2 separate regions of the Homo sapiens genome follow, and region 2 is linked to region 1. A link is an interaction called in ENCODE POLR2A ChIA-PET data of the cell type or tissue named here. Cell type or tissue: GM12878. All regions are shown on one strand. Each heading gives the region's core, and the rest is flanking DNA. Links, peaks and the distances in the headings are about the cores only.

Region 1 (6,448 bases), core at 599-5,598:
ATGCTGTTAGGCATAGAGTATGTGCTCAACAAATATGAGCTGTTATTTTTATTTTTATATTATTCTAATTTCTCAAAGAGGGGAAAACTTTTTCTGCATTGCAGTAGCTGCTGAAACTTAGGATAAAATATGTATGTGTTTTTTATTCTTTATTAACTCCTGTAGGATCCTTCCACACTCCCTGCAGACAAAGGTGACTCCCCTTCTAGGCACCAGCTGCCTGTGAAGTAGAACAGATGTATAGTAAACATCAGGCAGTATCTGGAATAGCTACCCACCTTCTTCCAATTAATCATGCAATGTGGAAATTGGAGAAAACTTTTATATTTAGTGCAATGTTCCCCTTCACATATTTTGCATTAATTTGGGGTATGATGATTGCTGTCTGACAAGTGTAGACAGTGGAAAAGTCTGTGATGGGTCCATAACTCTTTAGTGGCTTGGTGTTAGCATTCTTCACAAAAATTTATGTCATCCACTTCGTCAGGAAGTCTGATGTAAAGCTCAGAATTTTGAGAATTGCTGGAAATTCCAAGGAGCCGGGAGAGGATATTACACAGTGTTGCTAAATACTTCAACTGTATCACAGATCTTAACACTCCCTGCACTCTAGAATTACCTGGGAAGACTTAAAAATATCCATGTCTGGACCCTAGCTCAGTCCAGTTAAACCAACTCCCTGTAGGGCAGGACAAATGCATGACTTTTGAATAATCTCTTATCCCACAGGACATGGCCTTGCTAATATCTTTGATAGTTCCTTTCAGGGCATTTCCCCCAAAATCCTGAATGCTTTCACTCTTCAGATTACCATTAGAATTATTTAAGACTTTGAGAGGTGGAAAACTCTAAAAGTTCAACCCATCTCACCCTCCACCCAGTGAAGGAAGCTGATCTATAGAATTCTTGACAGCTGGCCATCACTAGATGATTGTATGCCTTTGGTGGCTGAGAACTCACTACCTCTCAAGCGAGACCATTTCATGCAGACTATTACTGGATGGTGCCAATTATTGAAAAATATGTTCTTTTGTTGATACAAAATATGTTCCTTCTGACTAAAATTCAACTGGTTGAAATTTGCTCTCTAAAAAATAAACCTAATCTCTTCCATTGGCAGCCCTACAAACATTTAAAGGGATCTATCATATCCTTCCTGACTCTTTTTTAACTTTCACAAACTTAGATTCTACACTTATTCCCAATAGGATAAAATTCATAGACTGCTCCTAATTCAGGTTAGCTTTCTTTAGACATACAGTTGTTGGTCAAAGTTCTTTTCAAAACACAATACCCCAAATTAAAGAAAGCATTCTAAGTATTATCTCATACATATCTAATATTCACCTGAATGAATACACCATCCTTTAGATAACTGAAAGACTTAAGATAGGCCTTAAAGGATATCAAAAGTGTATACCAAGAGTCTCATATCTAGGAAATAAGCATGTTCATCCATGAAGGCAAAAAAAAAAAAAAAATGTGACATGTTTAGAGAAGGCTGAAGAGACCAATTTAAACATAGATTTGTTAATATATGATTATATTAATTTTCTAATGCTGTCATAATGAAATGCCATGGACTAGATGGCTTAACAACAGTAATTTATTTTCTCAGTTCTGGAGGCTAGAATTTCAAGATCAAGGTGTGTGCCAGTTAGGTTTCTCCTGAGACCTCTCTCCTTGGCTTACAGATGGCTGCCTTCTTGTCAGGTCCTCACATGGCCTTTCCCCTGTGCACGTGTATCCCTGTCATCTCTTTGTGTGTCCAAATCTTCTCTTTTTATAATGACATAAGTCAAATTGAATGGGAGCTCACCCTGACAGCCTTGTTTTAACTTAGTGATCTTTTTAGATGCCCTATTCCAAACGCAGTCACATCCTAAGGTACTGGGGATTAGGGCTTCAACATATGAAACAGGCGGAGGGGGGGCAGGGGCGGGACACAATTCAGCCCATAGCAATAGCTATCTATCTGTCTATCTATCTAGCTGGCTGGCTAGCTAGCTACCTAATGTATCTCCTATCTATCATCGATCTATATATTTCCTATTTATCTATAATCTATCTATGTATCTTCTTTCTCTCTCTCCTATCTGTCTACCTACCCATCTCCTATTGTCTATCATCTATCTATCTATCTATCTATCTATCTATCTATCTATCTATCTATCCATCCATCCGTTCATCTCATATGTATGTTCTTGGGGCTTCTTTCTCTATTCTCCTTGCCACAGGTCCCAGGATCTCAATCTAATTTTCTATCCTTTTCAAGGCTTTTAACCCAAGACTGATACAGTTGACTGGGACTCAGTTTCTGAGGCTTCCACCAAAAACAAACATAAAAGATTCTTAAGTTTTTGTTTAAAACACTTCTGATTTTGAAATAATTTTAGACCTACAGAAAAGTTAAAAAACATGGTACAGAAAGCACTCCTGTATTCTCCACTCAGCTTTCTCCAACGTTAACATAACTGTAGTGCAATGATTAAAACCAGGAAATCAACATCTATACACTATTAGTAACCACACTACAGATGGTAAAATTTCACATTCTTCACTACTGTGCATTTTGTATCATCAGAGCTAGTCCAATATCCCACATCGCTTTTAGTTGTCTCCTTCAATCTGAGCTATTTCCTCAGTGAGTCCCTGTCTTTCATAACCTTCATACTTTCAAATAGCACCAATATTTTGTAGAATGTTTCCCATTTGCGTTTGCTCAATGTTTTTTCATAAAAACCTTAAATAGAAAGAAGTTCATACATTTTTGGTGAGAATACCACAAAAGTGATGTTGTGCCCTTCTCACTGCATCTTATCAGATGGTGCGTGATGTCGATGTGTGTTACTGATGGTGATGGGAACCTTGGTCATCTGCTTAAAGTTGCATTTGCCAGAGATTTAAATTGAAATTTGTTTTTCTAATCAGCAGTGTAGACAGATAAGGGGAAATTCAGACAAACTTGGAGCAGTCAAAAAGATTAAGACGTCCTATAAGCTACTTATGGTTTTTGCTTCTGGTCTAATAATGTTCCAGATTATTTATAGATGACAATGGGAAATCCCAGTAAACTGTGATTTTTTTTAACTTTTTGGGGTTAGACTCTTCCAATCTGAAATCAAACTTCATCTCTGTAGAGTAACAGGTGTTTGATAATAAGACCCCACTTAAGTACGTAATTTGCTTTCCAAACCTGGTGATGAGGGGTGAGCTTTAGCCTTCACCATAGTCTCCATCAATCCACGACTTCCACATCAAATAAGCATATGCTCTAATTACAAATGCTGTGCTTGCTATACTAACATAGTTTCAAGACAGTTTCCATGTGATAAAAGAAACTTCAGCCAAATTAAATTTAAAGGAGTTTAATTGAGCAATGAACAATTCACAAATCGGGCAGCCTCTTGAGCCACAGTAGGCTCAGAGACTCCAGTGAACCTATGTGGTGGAAGAAGATTCATGAAGAGAAAAAGGAAAGTGATGTACAGAAAATGGAAGTGAGGTACAGAAGCAGCTGGATAGCTTACAGCTCAGCCTTTGCCTTACTTGAACGCAGTTTGAACAGTTGGCTACATTTGATTGGCACAAGTCTAAGCTATGGTCTATTTACACCTCCACTTGTTATAGTTCACGATGTGCAGAGAAACCATTAGGCTGAACTTAAAATATGTAAGGAGGCAGCTTTAGGCTAAATTTGATTTAACACATGGGACAACTACCTGTTTCTTTCTGACCAATTATTTCTTAGCCCCATTATGTCTACATATAAAGGACTACTGCTTTCCCAGTCTCACTGATTTATTTTATGAGACTTATCTCAGATGGAACAGACCTTTGAAATTTATATATATACACACACACAAATCCTATGTCATTTCCTTTCTGTATTTTTTTTTTTTTTTGTATACTTTTTCTCTTCTAGGGTAGTGGGAAGCTTACATCAGGGAAATTAGCAAATTTCCTTAGGCAACCTACAAAGAAAAAGATCTTAAAACCACTCTCCAAATTTTGTTGTGTGGAACCAGCAATTCTTTTGTGAAACCAGCTACCACATATTCTATCATTCTTCATTTCTGAATCTCAAGTTCAGGGCATTAGATAAGCATAGACCTTAAGTTCTACATCTCTAGATAGGAAGGTTGAGTCTTTAGTGGGCTCTGCCTAATATCTGGCAGGACACCTTATTTTAAGGTGCAACCCTTCCTTTAGACAAATGAAATGTTAGTCTCTTTGCTGTCAACCAGTGCTTTGCAATCTCTGTCATTCATTAGAATCTCCCGGTATCTTGTTAAAATGCAGACTCAGATGCAGTAGATCTGGATGGGGCTTGCAATTCTGCATTTCAAACATTCCAGAAGATGCTGATCTGCTAGTCTGTGGACCACATTTTTTTTTTTTTTGAGATGGAGTCTCACTCTGTTGCCCAGGCTGGAGTTCAGTGGCCTGATCTCTGCTCACTGCAATCTCTGCCTCCTGGGTTCAAGTGATTCTCCTGCTTCCGCCTCCTGAGTGGCTGGGATTACAAGTGCACAACACTATGCCCAGCTAATTTTGTATTTTTAACAGAGACAGAGTTTCATCATGTTGGCAAGGCTGGTCTCGAACTCCTGACCTCAGGTGATCCACCTGCCTTGGCCTCCCAAAATGCTGGGATTACAGGTGTGAGCCACTGCGCCTACTGGACCACATTTTGAATAGTAAGGCTGTAGAGTCTATTGCAGATATCTGGCCAGGTGAGAAGAGAGGCATGAGGACACCATTAGAAATGGAGGTCCTGTCCAGCTGTGATGGCAATGCAGGTGGATCATCTAAGGTGAATCATGAAAGTAGACAAAACTTTCTATTAAAAAATCTTTCTGGAGGTACTTATTCTCAAAGAAATTTAGTGAAATAGAACCACTTTAGACTAAGTAACCACCTCTGAAATTGGATACTTAATGTGGTATAAAAGAAATTCCCATCTAAAGGTGGTGGGATGAATTTGGAGGGAAGACTGAAGTTATAGCATATCATTTGAAAAGAACTTTGTGCATATTGTTTTGCTCCATAGGGTTCAGGTAGGAAAGGGGTAGAGGTGAAGGCCGGGAATGTTGAGAACAGAACAACTAGACAGGAATGACAGAGACAGATATAAAGTATAAATGAAATGTCTTTTACTATGGGCTAGAGTGTTTTCAGCACTGTCTACATGTTATCCCCAATTATCAGAACAGCCCTATCAAGGAGAAAATATTCTTATTGTCATTTTACAGATGCATAGTGAGGTTGAGAGAGATTAGTATGCCAAGGGTGAAACAGCTAGCAAGTGATGGGGCTGAGATTCAAACTGAGGTCTTCTAACTTTAGAACTCAGTGGCGTAACCTCTGCACCGTAATACTACTATGGAGCTGGAATCATAAGAACGGAAACATCAGAACAAAGACATCTGAGCCAAGCTTCAGCAACCCACTTCTCTGACCAAAACTTGAATTTTGCTATCATCTGGTCTATAACACCTGTGAAATCATAAACTCCAATATCTTACTCTCTGGTCATAACTTCCTATATTTCCATTGATATCATTTTATTACTTTACTCCTGCTCTTAGATATCATCAGGACCAACAGTCCCTTAACCCTGCCATTTCCCCATCCATCCCACCCTCCTGACTTCAGTCCCTTTGCCACCAAGGCACACCCCTACTACTGTAACCACTCTGTCACTGTAACCCTTGCCCCTGTGAGCCTGTTCTTCTGCTGCACCCACTCAGAACAACCTTAGCCCCAGGCAAAAGCGGTCAGAAATGAGGCATGCCACTTTTAAGCCTGGCTTGTAAAATTCTCCAGTAAATCCTTATGCACTCCTCCTTTCCATCTGTCAGCTGGATATACATGACCATTGCAATGTGATGAACAAGATGGCAAAAACTCTTTTATCTTGATATCCTGAATGACTGTGGACTAGAGCCCCCCTATGTCACTATCACTTGGAAGTTATGAAAAAAAGAGAAAGAAATAAACATCCATTAAATTACTGAGATTTCAGGTTTATCTATTATAGAAGCTAGATTTACTTAATGAATGGAGAAATTGTTGTCAGAATTGGGGTACAATTGGATGAAAAACCTAAAATATGTGGCACTGACTTGGCAATTTGGGGGGTGTCAAAGAGACTGATACTGGAAGCAGGGCAAGTGGACATGGCCTTTCAAAGCCAAACATTTAGCAAAACATTTGATAAAACATGGAAGTAACATGACATGCAGGCTGAGTCAGTGATCCTAAGGAAGATGGTTGAAAGGATCAAAAAGAAATGGTTATAATTGTTTGTCATTGGAAAGTTATTATAAGAAAGAGATAATCTCAGGACACAACTGGCTGATTTTTAATCAGAATGAAAAGAAATAGATGTCAGGAGTTTGGAGCCTCAAAAGTAGGAAAAGCCTACTGCCTGTAGACCCCAAAC
Region 2 (5,724 bases), core at 725-5,724, 710 kb before region 1:
CAAGTTTCACTGAAGACAAAGAGGTGCTCTTTCAACTTCAGAAAGGTCCATGATGTGATTATTTGACATTGCACGCCTGTATCAAAACATCTCATGTAGCCCATAAATACATACACCTACTGTGTTCTCACAAAAATTAAAAATAAAAAAATTTAAAATTTAAAAAATCAACTTCAGAAAGGGCACAAAGATCTCAGTGTCTGCCATGAGGGTCCTCACGGAACTGTCTCCTCTGGCACCAGTCACCTGCCCTGCTCTGGCTGAGCGGCTGGGGTGCTGGCTGGCTCCTGCATCCCTGGGGATGTGGGCTCAGCCTGTGAACCTGGAAGGCTCCGGAAGCCAGGGCTGGCCATACTGAGGCCCCAGCACGAGTGTGAGAGGAAGCCCTGCTCCAGGCAGGGCCCAGCCTGCGTTTTCTTACCGAGCTGTTCTGACACTGAACGCTGGAGCTGTTGAAGCGCAGAGCGGGGACCCGGTGGATGGCTCCTTGTATGTTGAGGACACACTCATAGCCTCGCTGGCCGGACTGCGGCTGGGGCAGATTTCGCGCCTTAAGGGTGATTGGCTTTACCTCCCCGACTGGAATCAAGATCTCCTCTGTGGGCACCAGCTGGGGACAGTCCTGGGGGAACAAACGAAGAGGCTCCATCTGTCCCCTGTTCATGCTGTCCTATGTGCCTGGGACAGGCAGGCCCCTCTTGTATCAGGTGAGCTGCCCAAGAGCAGGATATTACCTCATGTAAGGCCCGTGGAATGGGCAGGGAAAATGGAATCGCTCTTAGCTCCTGGGCTTTGATATTGTCATCCCCGTCCCACAAGTTGTCCTGTATCTGCTGTGTGTGTTACAATTCAGGAATTAATTTTCAAGCACAGTGTGGCAAGCTGTGGATTTTATCTCCTGAGACACTGGATAAAAGAGCCTCCACGTGTCCCTGTCCCCAACCTGGCACCCCTACCTCTGGGTTTCATCTTGTTCCCCAGCTCCAGATACTCGGCCCCTTGCATTGTCTGATGCCGATGCCTGGGGCATCCGTTATCAGCAGCTTCAGCTTCCCAGCCCCGACTGAGCTAGGCTTTCCAGAAGGTGGATCAAGCCCTCCCAGCAATACTCTAAACACTTGCTCTGTTTTTTTTTTTTTTTAATCTCATTTCATTACCAGGCCCTGCGTGAATGCCATGTTGCTTTGGAAAACAAAACCAAAAAAGAAAGTCTTGGTAGGGAGGGGCTTTGGGAAGGACCATGAGAGAGAGACAGTGAGAAAGACAGATTGATTTATGGAGCTCCATGACTAGATGCTGATTTTCCACCAGAGGTCAAAGGGCCACCCCACTGTGCCAATCTCCTCTTTCTCCTTCTCTCCTCGGGCAGATGAGCCTGGTAGCCCCTGGCAGTGATGATGTGGGAACCACCTCCACAGGGAATCACTAGGGGAATTCTCATAGGAGGCTCCCCTTTCTCTGTCCCCTTCTCCTGGGCAGTGGTTCTTAGGGGGAACTTCTGGGAATGTCTGGGGGCTGATGCTGCTACAGGGCCTGCAGAGGGTGTTACTGGCATTGATGCCAGGGGCCAGGATTGCTGGATTTCCTACAAGGTGTAGGACATGTTCAATGACAAAAATATTGTCCTCCTAATGGCAAATGCAATAATTAAGAAGCCTTGTGCAATGCCGGCACAGCCTCACACAGGGAATCTCCTGTGGCCACCTCTTGTCATGGTGTGGCTCGGGCTGTTGCCTCTTTTCTCTGGGCCCCACTTGCAAGCCGTTCAGCATCTGGCCCTTGCCTACCTCCCTCTGAACTCTGTGGTTCTTGCACATAATAGTCCAGCCATACTGAATGTATGGTTAACTCTGAGATGCCCTCTCCCTTACAGGATCTGCCTCTGGCCCTTTGAACATGCTTTTCCGTCTATTAGAAACACACACTCCTGCCTGTCTTCCTCCTGCTGCTGCCCTGCTTCAGCCCCTCTTTTAGTTGATTACCTCTTCTTTTACTTTTTTGGTTTTTTTAAATCATCACCTTCTCTGAGAATTAATAATTGATTACCTCTTAATCAGCCTTCAAACTCAGCCCAGTTTCTTCTCTGCAAGGCCGTCCCTGCCCCTGCCCCTGCACTGGCTTCAGGATGAGTTATGAATATTCACCCATGATTGCTTTTGACACACAGAATTACAATTTCTTGATTTGCTTTCCTCACTGGGCTGTGAGCTTCTTGAGGATTAGGCTGCATCTTACTCACCTCCATCTCCCCAGTCTTTCTGCCAGTGCTTGACATGTAACGGACATGTCAAGCATGTCATTGCTTGTGGGAGGGTAAATAGAAAATAAAATAAAGCAACCTGTGAAAAAATCTTTTTTTTTTTAGCTCCAACTTTGTAGATTCTTTAGAGATGAGGTAAAGCCTGCCTTCTGGGCTTGAAGAGACTTGAGAAGGCATTTGGTTCTCAAAAGCTGGAGTTGGAAATAGTCATGGGTTTTGGAGTCACATGATTTCTAAAGTGGCATGTCCACATTTACTAAGGATAATTTACTACTGACAATTTCTGAAGAGCCGGATCTGGGGGAAATTCTGCACAGAAACCCACCTAAGAGGGTCTGGACACACCGGCAGGCTCACCAGTGTCATCCCTTGTCAGCTGGCCACCTGCATGTGAGGACTCCAGGCAGGCACGGCATCCACGAGAGAGAATCACAAGGCAACCCCAGAACAGATGGGTCCCTGTTTAGGAGCCAGTCACTCAAGCTGCCAACTCATAAACTTGCTCTTTACTGCACTTTCACTTTCATTCCCTGCAGGCACTCTTGACAGACTCTTTCATATATTTATAGCCAAAAAAAAAAAAAAAAAAGATGAGCACCACTTTAGGGAAGCCCAGGCATCTCATAGAAAAGGAGATAACACTTCCTGTTAGCAGCTAAAATATCTGCATCAAATCTAATGTTAGAATTTAAGTTAGAAATAAGGCTGGGGTATAATGGTCTCTCTCGCACTCTCTCTCTCTCTCTCTCTCTCTCTCTCTCTGTGTGTGTGTGAGAGAGAGAGAGAGAGAGAGAGAGACAGACAGACAGACAGAGAGACAGAGAGAAAGAGAGAGAGATTTTCTTACTCCGAACCAGCTGATGAATTGTAAATGACGAGCAGTTGTTTTTCATCTCTAATGAGCTTAGACAACAAATTCAAATTTCAGTAGCAGGATCTTAAAGATGTGCTTTTGGAAGTATGATGTCTGGGGTTAGTAAAAAAAGATTGTTGAATCCTTTTAATGTGGACCAAAAAAAGTATACTTTTATATAGATGTTATGTGTAATACCTATATATAACACATATGTTATCTATATGTAACACACACACACACTTTCATCTTTTAGGCTGGGCTAAGTCCAGTCCAGCCTGGAGGTTGGAGAATCATGAGTAGACTTTATGAGTACTATTACATGAGTTTTTTTTTTTTTTAAGGGATTCTAGAATTTTAGGAAATTTCCCATGGTCTGCTGTTTCAGACTTTTTAGAATCAAATGTAAGGGTAACAATTAGGGTCTTCCCAAATGCTGAACCAGGCCCCAAGATTGCCCTAGTAGAAAAAGAATGTCTTATGCTTTGTTTCTTTATTTGGCAATTGCTCTCAGGTCAGACAGAATAGGATTTTTTCCCTTCTATTCTCTAAGGCAAAGGAAAGAAGCGGTTGGTGCCCCAGGTATGCTTTCTTCATCTTGGGAAATGGGAAGATACAGGCCTTTTGGGTTATGAGATGATTCTGGTGAGTATATTCATGAAGGATCTGTGAATCTTGGGTGGAAATTGCAGTGGTAAGGGCTGAAAGTGGGTGGAGGAGACTGGACCCCAAACAATTGCCAAGTTGTTGAAACTTCAATATCTGTGGGGCTTGAGGATGGTGAAGGGTTTAATCAGATACAATAAGGCCACTTCCAACCTGTTTGCTTCTGTGGGTATACACACACACACAGGCACACACATGTGTACATACACATACAGTACCTGTCTTATGAAAAAGAAAGCAAATCATCCTAAGATGCTTTTCCTGCAGAATGTTAAGACTGTTGTTCACATTCTTAAAATACTGATTGCTACCGCGGATCCTCACAGCCTTCTGAGTGATCTCTTTGGGTCATCTTCTTTCTCCTCTGTCTCTAGGCCAACTGGAGCCAGGATCACCTTCTCAGCAGCAATCTTAGTTTAAACCAAGACTTAAACTTGTAGGAATACCCCAGGGGTGGCGGTAGGCTGGGGAAGAGGAAACACAGCTGCAGGGAGAGCAGGGACCTGGTTTAGGAGCCCTATGAGTCTTGGGCTCACATTGCCCACCTGTTCAGCTGTGCTCTGCCAGCGTTCTGTGCTGGGGACCCTTTAGCCCTCTGAAGCGACTTCTCCCATGTGGAAATGGCATTATCTTCACCCACTGGACTTCAAAGAGAGAGCAGCCAGCATCCTGGGAAGCTAATCGGATTTATTTGGTTCTATCTTTCCCCTGGGACAGGGCATAAAGGAGATATTTATGTATCTACATCTCACTAGGCCTGGCTTAGCCATGGAGGGAGATGAGCTTTAAAAGCTGAAAGCCATACATCCTCCCGTGCACACCCGCTTGCTAACACCATGTCACAGCCTGATCTGACTCAGGGAGGAAGAGATTTGGGGGGCCCCCATCAGAGATCTGCTGTGCTCTGAGTGCTGGAAAGGTCTGACTCATTACCTTAAGAGAGCTTGACAAATGGTTTAATTGAAAGTCAGTTTCCTCCTCTATAAAATGGTGCCAATAATATCTGACAAACCTAGATTGCATGAAAGAGGAAAATCAATGTGTGTTGTAAGTGGTAATATGCTGGATTGACAATTGTTAATATTACCGCCTATTTGTGGTGTGTGTGCGTGTGAGTGTGACTGCAGAATCAGTGGACTTTCACTTATTCAAGGTCAGCTTGAAAAATTGTCTCTGAATCCTAATTTCTGCATTTATTTGATGATCATAGGAAAGCTGTTTAACTTATTTAAGCCTCAGTCTATTCATCTATAATATAATCCACTTCATAGAGTACTTAAGGTTAAATTATATATATGCTGCATATATAATAAGTACTAATATTTTTATTTTTGAATTGCATTCGTTCTAGCACAGCTGTTCTTCATTGTCAAGCCTAAGCATGGAATTGGTCCATCTGCCTTCTGGAAAGATGTGGGCAGATTTACCTCATATGCTGGCTGTCTTTTTATCTGGAAATGGCACCACTGACCCATCTTCTATGGGCAGTTTCTCCATCTGTGGAGATGGATTTGTGCTGGCCCATCCATAGCCTGAATCCTCATGACCAATAGCAAAGGACCAGGTTGAAGTCAGGCCAGCAAGTGTGGCTGTGACCATGGAAACAAAGCTCATGGGCCCTGATTTTCTGTAGAAAACATACTGTACTCAGCTTTTTTGGATGCCTGAGTTCTCTGTAGCCTTGGGCAAAAACCCGAAATTTTTAGCATTCTGGTTACTACAGATGTCAAATATAAATTATATGAAATTGCAGGGCTGTTGCAAGAATCCATTGAAATGCCAAATGTCAGTGGTTCTCAATCTTTAGCCTCATCTGGGATGGGGCCCAAGAATTTGAATTTCTATAAGTTCCCAGGTGATGCTGATGCTGCCGGTCCCTGGGCACACTTTGAGAACTCCTGGCACATGTGAAGAAATTATAAATGTGTGATATATTAATGTTGCT

What was found. ChIA-PET counts read pairs that join two places held together with the same protein. Peaks named below come from ENCODE experiments on the same cell type or tissue, not always from the same donor. Only the 100,000 strongest peaks of a DNase experiment are listed, where the experiment ranks them.
Region 2: POLR2A ChIA-PET joins it to region 1 with 5 read pairs; 2 of 35 experiments call an interaction of 5 or more read pairs at or near these places.

What each region holds. Positions count from the first base shown.
Region 1 is chr1:208,793,622-208,800,069 of GRCh38, forward strand. No RefSeq gene overlaps it. Among named protein-coding and RNA genes, the nearest start is that of LINC01717, 68 kb to the left of the region's middle. In GM12878, for the core only: no CTCF peak of the experiment used is centred there; no DNase peak of the experiment used is centred there.
Region 2 is chr1:208,083,959-208,089,682 of GRCh38, forward strand. PLXNA2 (plexin A2) reads right to left here. Exons shown (of 32, transcript NM_025179.4): 10 at 422-622. Among named protein-coding and RNA genes, the nearest start is that of LINC02767, 130 kb to the left of the region's middle. In GM12878, for the core only: no CTCF peak of the experiment used is centred there; a DNase peak (open chromatin) is centred at 2,753.